Linked DNA regions of Homo sapiens: all the other regions are linked to region 1. Evidence: chromatin contacts called from ENCODE Hi-C or POLR2A ChIA-PET data. All regions are on one chromosome and are shown on one strand. Each heading gives the region's core, a stretch centred on a gene start or an enhancer-like site at or near the end of the contact. The rest is flanking DNA. Distances are from core to core; before and after follow the strand shown. Region 1 holds the start of LINC02391 (long intergenic non-protein coding RNA 2391). Region 2 has its middle 74 kb from the start of LINC02397. Region 3 has its middle 63 kb from the start of BTG1-DT.

Region 1 (3,249 bases), core at 369-2,868:
AGAGCATTGATTCTCAAAACCTGATCCCAGGACCAGCAGAATCAGCCTTATCTGGGAACTTGTTAGAAAGGCAAATTCTCACTGCAAAAAATAAATAAATAAATAAATAAATAAATAAAATAAAATGACATGCATGTAAGGTAATGCGTATATTAGTTAGCTTGATGTAGCCATTCCACAATGTGTACCTATATTAAAACATTGTTGTACACCATAAATAGATAAAATTTTTGTCTGTTTTAAATAAATTTTTTTAAAAAAGGAAATAATGTGAATACTAATAGTAAAAACATCAGCAAATCCCTTAAAAAACAAAAAACAACAACAAAAAAAACTTGGTATGCAACAAGATCCAAAAACATAAAAGTAAAACAAAACAAAACAAAACAAAACAAAAGAGAAAACAAAATAAGAAAGAAATACAAATTCTCCAGAGCTACTGAATTCTACACTCAGGGGGTGGACCCTGCAATCTGTGCCTTAACAAGCCCTCCAGCTGTTTCTGATGCCTGCTCAAGTCTGAAAACTGCTGGCCTTAAGCAGTGATTGGCAAACTCTGGTGCAGATTAGAATCACCTGGGGAGCACTTAAAACTCCCAGGGCTCAGGCCACATCCCAGACCAATTAAATGAAAAACACTGGAGGGAGATGAAGCGGTGATGTCTGCACCAGTTTTTAAAAGTCAAATAAGATATTTCCAGGAAGACACAGTAAGAAGGCATTTCTGGCAGAGGGAAGAGTCCACAAAGGCACAGAAGCATGAAACAGCTCTGTATTTTGGAGGTAAAATCAACACTATTACTGAAGCATAAAATTTAAAGGGGTGGCCAGGCATGGTGGCTCAAGCCTGTAATCCCAGCACTTTGGGGGGCCGAGGCAGGCGGATCACTTGAGGTCAGGAGTTCGAGACCAGCCTGGCTAACATGGCGAAACCCCGTCTCCACTAAAAATACAAAAAAAATTAGCCAGGCGTGGTGATGCGTGCTTGTAATCCCAGCTACTCGGGAGGCCGAGGCGGGAGAATTGCTTGACCCCAGGAAGTGGAGGTTGTAGGGAGGCGAGATTGTACCACTGCACTTCAGCCTGGGCGACAGAGTGAGACTCCGTATCAAAAAAAAAAAAGTTTAAAGGGGACAGTAGACAGAGGTCAGTTCACAAGGAGCCTCCAGGCTGCTACTGCGTGGAGGATGAATTGAATCTTACTTATAAATATATTTTGTCTGTTTTTTATTGGAAAACTGGCTTGGGTTCCATTTTGCTACCTACCCATCTTGCGTCCTGGTGTTGACTTTCCTATCAAAACCATTCCTCTGAGCTGAGGCTGTTTATAATTAAGATCAGTGATTATCTAGCACTCGACAAAACTCAGCCACTGCTGCTCTGAGCGGAAGGAGAGACAGACTTAGTAGCAGATAACTCAGAAAAGAGGATCTGAGACAAAGCAAAGGAGCTACAGAAAAGGAAATGGTTGCTTTAGCTTTTTATTCCACCCTCCCCCCGACAGCTGAATCAGGGAGCGACTCTGGAATAAGTGCATCTGCCCTTTAAGAAATCAAAGCCAGACTCAGGAAGTGGGTGGGAAGCCTTCTAAAGAGCCTCAGCTGCCGCGTGCCTTCTGTCTGCTGTGGGCCCAGCAGCTGCACAGACCCCTCTTGTTGGGAGACAAGACAGGGCTCTTTCTCTCCCGTGACCTCAGCCTCATCTCCAATCGTGGGGAAGAGAGAAACTGAAATTCTTCCTGTGACTGAACACATGAGAATGCAACAGTTACTTGGGGTAACAGGTTTCCTGTGGGTCCTGTGTGAAGAGTATGCATTCATTCCAGTGTCGGGGAGGGGAGAAGAATGAGGAGGAGGCAGGTGCGTTCCATTCTTTGATTTGTATAATACAAATATTTCCAGAGGACAAAGATGGGCAGAAGCTTTAAGCAACAGCCATCTTCCATCTCGACAGAGGGAACCATGGTGGTTGAACAAAGCACCTAGCACCCTCTGCCTGCCTCTCCTCCCTTCCACCTCCCCTTGAACATTTTTAGGTTTTCAAATGTAATAAAGAAGTCTACTGTTCCAATGGGATTCAAGGTCAGCTCTAACTAGGTGTTCACATTCATAGCCTGCTGACCAGATCAGAGGCAGTTTAATAAAGCAACTGTAAATCAGCTATGAAGATGGTGAACACCCCGGCCTGTACTAACTTTATGAGGTTCAAGTCTCTATTTTTGATACCCCATGAAATAGGGAGAAGTCGGGGATGCATGTGTTTTGGATAGATGAGTTAGCAAGTTGAGCCTGAGATTGTGGTGAGCAATTTAGGCACAACTTCAAGGTCAGCCTCGTTTGAAAGGGGAGGGGAGGCAGTTCTCTCCTGAGGGAATTTGTTAAGGAGCTCATCACTTGTTTCTGAATTGAGCTCTGTCGGCCATCTCAGCATCATCTGACACCTGCACACATCATATCATGTGATACACTTGGGAGAAAGGGCCAGGTCAATTTCCTCCTGGTGGGTGATTTGGTTTTCCTCTTCAGCTAATGTTTAATGTTTCTCTTTTGATTTGCATGTGGAAGCCTTACTCTATGCTAAGCTATGATAAGCACTTTACATGCCAATATGACAGCATAGTCCTTTAACCACGGGCTTTAGAATCACTCTGCCATGTTCAAACCTCAGCTTTAATCATGAAATATACCCAGGTAACAAACCTGCATGTATACCCACTGAATCTAAAAGTTGAAAAAAGTCTCTATGCTACATAAAACAAAAACAAAAACAAAAAAAATCTGAACTGTATCCCTTTGGACAAGTCACCTAATCCAGTCAAACCTGAGTTTTCTTAAATACTAAATAGGAATAGTGATAATAGTGCAGGTACTTGCCAGATTGGGTTAATATGAAGGTTCATAAATTTATTCATGTAACATTCCTACACATAGTATGTACTCAATAACGCTACATACTTTTATTATGAACCATCCTTTTCACAACCTTAGGAAGTATATACTCCTCTCCCTACATGCAAAACAAAACAAAACAAAAGAGAAATTTAGAGACTTTAAGATCTGGCTCAATGTCACAGAACTCGTATGTGGGAGATTCAGGTTTCAGACTCAATTCTTGGGATACAGTCCATGCTGTTAAACATTACACTAGACAGCCTCTACCGAACAATGACTTTTTATTACTTGACTGTTTAAATTCACCTCTCCTCTCCTTCTCAAAATGAGTACCAATTTGTCCTATGCGTAATTTATT
Region 2 (3,249 bases), core at 474-2,973, 180 kb before region 1:
GATTAAACAGGATAATACATGTTAATGTGCAATGCTTGGCACATAGTAAGCATCCAACAGGTAAGAACTATTAAATTATGGCAAATCCTGAATGTCAAAAGAAATTATAAATTTCCCGATGTACTAGCATTCATCTTTTCTAAGTATTTGCATGTCACATAAAAATTTCTTCTCAGCCTATCACTTTTTTTTCTCTCCTGTCCCTGGTCCAAGCAATGTTGTCCACATCCTGAAGAACTGCTCCATGAGCCCACAGTAGGACACTCTGAGGCCTGGCTCACCAGACTACATATCATGAGTGAGCACTTGGAAGTTCTAATCTGAGTGATACGGATGACATGTTCTCTGTGCCTTTGAATATCTAGTTTCTCATCTATAACACGATCTTTGAAGCTATACAAGGAGAGAATCAATATCACCTGATCACCATCTTTCGCCCTTTGAAAGGCATAAAATTCTAAGTAAGAATACTACACATCATGCTGTGTATTTTACTGCATGCATGCTAAGCCTTTACCAAACATTTTTAAAGGAAAAGAAGAATAAATTAGGATAGGAGCATTCAAAGGAACCCATAAGATGTCCCCTTAAAGAAAGGATTTATGGATAAGGAAACAAAAGCCCAGGTGGCCGATGTGATATACTTGTGGTCACACAGAGGAGGAAGTCTCCTGAAGCAAACTCAAGGGCGCTTTGTACATCATACTAATCCTACTTGTTGATTTATAAAAGTATTAGCTTCTTTATTTTCTCCTTAATTAGGACAGAGAGTAATTATCATTATTGGGTCCAGAAAGAATTATGCCAATGTTCCAAGATTGTGCATGGAACATTTGTTATGCAAACTGCTGCCCTTCACACATAGAGAGTCCCCATAGGCTATGTCCTCCTCCCTGGGGCTGCCAATGTGTCTAAATTGCTGGGAGCATCTCCCCCAGGCTTATGAACATGAGCTGCTCCTTTGATGGGATTTTGATGGCCATGAAATATCATTTAGGAGAGGGGTTAATGCCTTTTTTGTTGTTGATCTTTCACCTTCAGGGAGCATGAGCCTCTGAGAGATCTGCTTTCACGCCATATTCACAGAAAGGTTTTGCTCAGCCTGAGCCAGGCGGTTGCTGACTGCCAGGGCCAGCGTGTGCCGACTGCTGCTGTGTTTCCCAGCGCTGCCAGCAGGATCTTATTCTTTGTATCTGCACCTCCCAAACAATTCTTCCGGGGCAGCTTTGTCTGTGCCCCTCTGCTGGGCTGAAGGGCTGGTGCTTAGGGATGCATGCATCCCGCCCTTTGCCCTCATGTCTGAGCTGTTCGAATCTGATTTCCAGGGCAATTGCAGTTTGGCGGCTCCCCGGGGCATCCTCTTGAGTGGCTGCTCTGCTGTTACTGTTTGGGAGGCCTCGGAAACTCCCTTGGGTAGTTTGTCAGATGGTCTGATGAGAATAGCAGGAGCCTGTTTTCCATAGTCAGATTGTCATTTTCATCATCATTTTTGTTGTTGAGTTTCCCTTTTTAAAAAATAAAATCATAAAACAGACATACTCTTTTCTAAACAAGTGTAGACTTTTACCATGAGGGTTGGAAGGGGCCTCACTGAGTAAATACCTCTTCTCTCACCCTCGTGTGATGGCTTCTTTGTTTTGAACTTGGGTGTGCCCAAGTGGTTTTACAACCTCCCTTGGGTATCAACAGTCCTTATCCTCTCACCATCTGATCTCTCTTCCTGCTTCTGGTCCTCAGAGGGTGGTCAGACAGTGCTCCCAAGAATGGGTTGAGGTTCTGAAGGTATGTGGGCACCTAAAGATCCTAAGCTGTCAAAATGACTGCTGTCCAGGAGAAACTGACCAGACCTAAGGTTCAATCTGGGGAAACTTGACGCAATAACAATTAGCAAGTACTAGGCATTTTGCTGTGTATCAGGCCTGGAGATCAGCAGTTTACGTGAGTGATTTTCACACATTCCAAGAAATAGTTTCTTCCATTATTTCCACTTTACAGGTGAGAATATTGAGGCTCTGAAAGGCTAAATGACTTGGCTGAAGCCACATACTTAGTGGCAGAGTCAGAATTCAGTCTCTAAGGCTTTTGAATTCCAGAACTCATACTTTTAGCCATGATGGTATACAGATTTAGTTCTGGGGTCTGGAGACCATTGACAGTCTTGGAAATAAACTGTGTCTCAATATAAATAAAGGACAGATATGGTTGTGTTCAGTTCTTGGACACATTCCTTCGAACTCCAAAGGACAAGAGGTTAACCTCATGACTTTGATAGAAAACAGAAGACAGGTTGTGAGGTTTCTTGGGTAATTCTGGGTATTTGGACACCTGTTCAGTTATTCTTGGATTCTGTGATGGGGGGTGGGGGGAATATGGGGAGGCTGAGGTCATTATTGCAAAAACCATTTCCTGAGCGCTTGACTTCAGGAAATGCTGTAGCATTAAAAATACCCATTGTGTGGGAGTGATAGAAGCATGACTCACGTTTAGCAATTGTGTCCATAGGTCACAAAGGATTTGGGGAACACAGGAGATATTCACACAAGACTGTGTCTGTGGGTGGTTCATTAAGAAATTTTTAGTAGGTTGAGAAGCATGGTCGCATTTCAAAAGGAGTGACATTTAAGATTCTCCATGGAAGCTATGAGACTTGGCTCATCATTCATACATTGATTAACAAATGTCAATTGTCCGCCTACTAAGTGCAGGTCCTTGTACTGGGTGCTTTGGGATTTTGCAAGAGGAATAAAGCGTGGCTCTTGCCCTTTAGTGCAGTGTTTATGAAGTGGTGACAATGAAATAGGCTGCTTTTAAAATTTCCCCTTTTTTCCCCCTTGACACTTTGACAAAAGGAAGACTATCCCTTAAAGAAAGACATTTTGTTTTATTTTCCAGGACAAATACTATCAAAAAATCAGGTTTGTTAACTCTCAGGCCTTGTGCCTAGGAAAATATGATTATCAGGATAAAAGATTCAGGGGCATGTCCTGGCTTAGGTACCTTTTGTTCACTGTAGGGTAGAGTACAGTGAACAGTGAATACAGGGTAGAGGGAATAGGAATTTTTTTTTGTTTGTTTTGAGATGGAGTCTTGCTCTGTCGCCCAGGATGGAGTGCAGTGGTATGATCTCGGCTCACTGCAACCTCTCTCTCTCAGGTTCAGGCAATTCTCCGCCTCAGCCTCCTGAGTAGCTGGGATTACAGGCACCCACCACGACACCTGGCTAATTTTTGTACTTTTAGTAGAGATGGG
Region 3 (3,249 bases), core at 251-2,750, 160 kb after region 1:
AGAAACCATAATAACCTTCTCAGAGCACCTGTGCACCAGATATCAGTTGCTCCATCAACTATCCTCTGACAATAGCAGTAAAAACCATTTACCCACACTCAGTGGTCTATTCTAGTTTCTACCATCTAAATGATGGTCGGACTCCATCCGAAATATGAGTTTAGGCCATAGCCAGGTTGACTTGCAGAACACTGTTTTAAAATGGGATCAAGGGAGGGCAATAACAGATCTGCAAAGGAGAGAAAACCTAATCATTCAAAAGCAGTTCTGAGCATGAAGTAAGTAATATGTCCACTCAGAGGTATTGTTAATTTAGGATCAAAGTCTAAAACTGGAGTCCTGCGGACAAGCTGGAGAACAAATTTAGGCATAGGGCTGGTTGAGTGGAGCACCTGGAGCCAGAGAAATGCAGAGCAGCAAGGCCCAGCAGCCCTTCCTGAGGATGATACAGATAGTGAAGAGAGGGTGGAAGGAAGGAAGCAGAATGGGATGGGGGCGTGAACATGAAGTGAACAAGAGAAGTTGCTAAACATTTCCCTCAATACTTGGCCCTGTGGATCACTTGCATCTGAATCCTCTGGGAAGCATGTTTCTGGCCGGGTGCAGTGGCTCACACCTGTAATCCCAGCACTTTGGGAGGCCAAGGTGGGTGGATCACTTGAGGCCAGGAGTTCAAGACTAGCCTGGCTAACATGGCAAAATCCCATCTCTACAAAAAGTACAAAAATTAGCCAGGCATGGTGGCTCCTACCTGTAGACCCAGCTACTCAGGAGGCTGAGGTGGGAGGATCGCTTGAGCCCAGGAGGCAGAGGTTGCAGTGAGCCAAGATCACTTCACTGCACTTGAGCCTGGGTGACACAGTGAGACCCTGTCTCAAAAAAACAAAACAAAAAAAAAACTTCTGGAAAACATGTTTCAAAAACAGATTCTCAGGCCCCACCCCAGACCTCCTGAATTGAATCTTCACAAGTGAAGCCTAGGAATGCAGACTTTAAAAAAAAATGCATTCTAGGCAGCTTTTATTGCATTTTGTATTATTTACTTATTTATTGAGACAGTGTCTTGCTGTCACCCATGCCCATGCCATAGTGAGTGGTGCGATCATGGCCCACTGCACCCTTAAACTCCCAGGCACAAGCGATCCCCCAACCTCAGCCTCTCGAGTAGCTGGGACTACAGGTGCACACAACGACACCCAGTTAATTTTTTATATTTTGTAGAGACAGAATCTTGTTGCCCAGGCTGACCTCGAACTCCTGGGCTCAAGTAATCCTCCCACCTCAACCTCCCAAAGTGCTGAGATTATGGGCATAAACCACTGCACCCGGCTGGGATATAAACTTTATACACGGTCCCCAAGTATCTGAAGCACACTTATATTTGTGTGCTAAGCTCCTTACTGGTATTGTTTTGCTTAATCCTTCAACAGCTCTATAAAGCATGTGCTATTCTTATCCTCTCCCCACAGACAGGAAACTGTGATTCAGAGAAGCTGACTGACAAGGCACAAAGACAAATGTGGCAAAGTCCAAACGCAAACTTAACACATTCTGATTGCAGATTTCTGTGATAGTAATCACTCTAGACCAGAGGTCTTCAGACTTTTTCTACAAAAGGGTCAGTTAATAAACATTTAAGATGTGTGGACTAAATAGCCTTTGTTGCAACTACTCAACTTTGCCACAGAGAACATGTAAACAAACGGACACGACTAGGTGTTCCAATAAAACTTTACAAAAATGGGCAGCAGGTCTGAAGATGCCTGCTGTTGACTAAGCATTGCTTTTCTTTTCTTTTCTTTTTTTTTTTTTTTTTTTTTTTTGAGACGGAGTCTTGCTCTGTCGCCCAGGCTGGAGTGCAGTGGCACGGTCTCGGCTCACTGCAAGCTCCGCCTCCCGGGTTCACCCCATTCTCCTGTCTCAGCCTTCCGAGTAGCTGGGACTACAGGCGCCCGCCACCACGCCCGGCTATTTTTTTGTATTTTTAGTAGAGACGGGGTTTCGCCATGTTAGCCAGGATGGTCTCCATCTCCTGACCTCGTGATCTGCCTGCCTCTGTCTCCCAGAGTGCTAGGATTACAGGCGTGAGCCACCACGCCCCGCCTAAGCATTGCTTTTCAAAGTGTCATGCTCAGAACAGTAGGATCCTAGGAACTTGTTAGAAATGCAGACTCTTACTCATTCCAGACTTGCTGAATCAGAATCTGCATTTAACAAGGTCTCAATGTAATTTTTATGCACATTAAAGTACGCGACTTCTACTCCAGGGCATTTACAAAGGACTTCCCTGAAAGCTGCATTTAATGCCTTTGCTGTCCCTCCTTTTAGGTGCATGAACTCATCTTCTGATAGTAACTGTGTTGATTGCCTTCCACAAAAGTTAAAAAGTAAATAAAGCTGGGTGTGGTGGCTCATGCCTATAAAAATCCCAGCATTTTGGGAGTGCTTGATCTCAGGGTTGAAGACCTGCCTGGAAAACATGGCAAAACCCCATCTCTACAAAAAATACAGAAATTAGCCAGGTGTGGTGGAGGGTGCCTGTAGTTGCAGCTACTCTGGAGGCTGAGGCAGGAGGATTGCTTGAGCCTGGAGGTTGAGGCTACAGTGAGCCATGATTGTGCCACTGCATTCTAGCCTGGGTGAAAAAGTGGGACAATGTCTCAAAATAAATAAATAAACAAACAAACAAATAAATATAAAAATAACTTATTAAATTGATAGTGCTTATTATACATGCTATCTTAAAAACAAAGATATAACATCACAATTTATATTTACCTTCTAAAAAGTACTGAGGTAAGTAGATAAAAAGTGCTTTATGAGTTGTTTCCCTTTTCTATACAAATCTCAAGGCCTTATACCGGAGGCATTGAATCAGAATCTCTGGAGATGAGACCTGGAAGCTGCATTTTAACAAGTTTCTCAGGTGATTCACATTTAGATAATCAATAGGTGCCCACTCTTCAGATCTGGGGATTACTGCATGAAGAACATACAGACATGAATTTTGGAGAGAGGGGTTTAGTCCTCCACTAATTAGATGACCTTGAATAAGTTAATTGACCTCTTTGGACATCACTTTCTTCATTCAAATGGTGGTTCCAAACTTTAGTGTCCATTAGGATCATCTTGACCAATGCAAACATTCAGAGAATCCACCACTGTATAATACCATGAACAAAGGGTTGAGTAAGTAAATGAGGGAGAAAGGACAGCTCTTCCTGACAGCACAGTGTCAACTACTATATA

Evidence for each region. A loop is a pair of places that touch in the nucleus more often than their neighbours do. ChIA-PET counts read pairs that join two places held with the same protein, here RNA polymerase II (POLR2A). Pooled maps may share reads with other maps.
Region 2: a loop to region 1 is called in a map of GM12878, with 6 times the contacts of the local background. The contact joins the enhancer-like site here to the promoter of LINC02391 in region 1. A Hi-C loop is called at or near these places in 1 of 168 maps with a recorded cell type or tissue (GM12878), 16 of 37 single-sample maps with no recorded cell type and 8 of 50 pooled maps. POLR2A ChIA-PET finds 5 or more read pairs at or near these places in 4 of 52 experiments (MCF 10A, OCI-LY7, T-cell and 1 more).
Region 3: a loop to region 1 is called in a map of CD4-positive, alpha-beta memory T cell, with 1.8 times the contacts of the local background. The contact joins the enhancer-like site here to the promoter of LINC02391 in region 1. A Hi-C loop is called at or near these places in 2 of 168 maps with a recorded cell type or tissue (CD4-positive, alpha-beta memory T cell and naive thymus-derived CD4-positive, alpha-beta T cell), 13 of 37 single-sample maps with no recorded cell type and 11 of 50 pooled maps. POLR2A ChIA-PET finds 5 or more read pairs at or near these places in 9 of 52 experiments (CD4-positive, alpha-beta T cell, CD4-positive, alpha-beta memory T cell, GM12878 and 5 more).

Annotation. Positions count from the first base shown.
Region 1 is chr12:92,362,201-92,365,449 of GRCh38, reverse strand. It overlaps LINC02391 (long intergenic non-protein coding RNA 2391), which reads left to right and starts at 1,618. Exons shown (of 5, transcript XR_007063404.1): 1 at 1,618-1,859. All of the region lies in intron 1 of LOC105369902 (a long non-coding RNA gene), which reads right to left. RefSeq lists enhancers at 2,016-2,065, 2,546-2,635.
Region 2 is chr12:92,538,610-92,541,858 of GRCh38, reverse strand. No RefSeq gene overlaps it. Among named protein-coding and RNA genes, the nearest start is that of LINC02397, 74 kb to the right of the region's middle. RefSeq lists an enhancer at 2,711-2,760. Within about 2 kb of position 1,723, at least 19 of the 41 ENCODE cell types and tissues checked have a DNase peak (open chromatin) inside an H3K27ac peak, as active enhancers do; they include GM12878, where a contact is called at or near this core.
Region 3 is chr12:92,207,027-92,210,275 of GRCh38, reverse strand. No RefSeq gene overlaps it. Among named protein-coding and RNA genes, the nearest start is that of BTG1-DT, 63 kb to the right of the region's middle. RefSeq lists an enhancer at 1,143-1,232. Within about 2 kb of position 1,500, at least 12 of the 41 ENCODE cell types and tissues checked have a DNase peak (open chromatin) inside an H3K27ac peak, as active enhancers do; they include CD4-positive, alpha-beta T cell, GM12878 and OCI-LY7, where a contact is called at or near this core.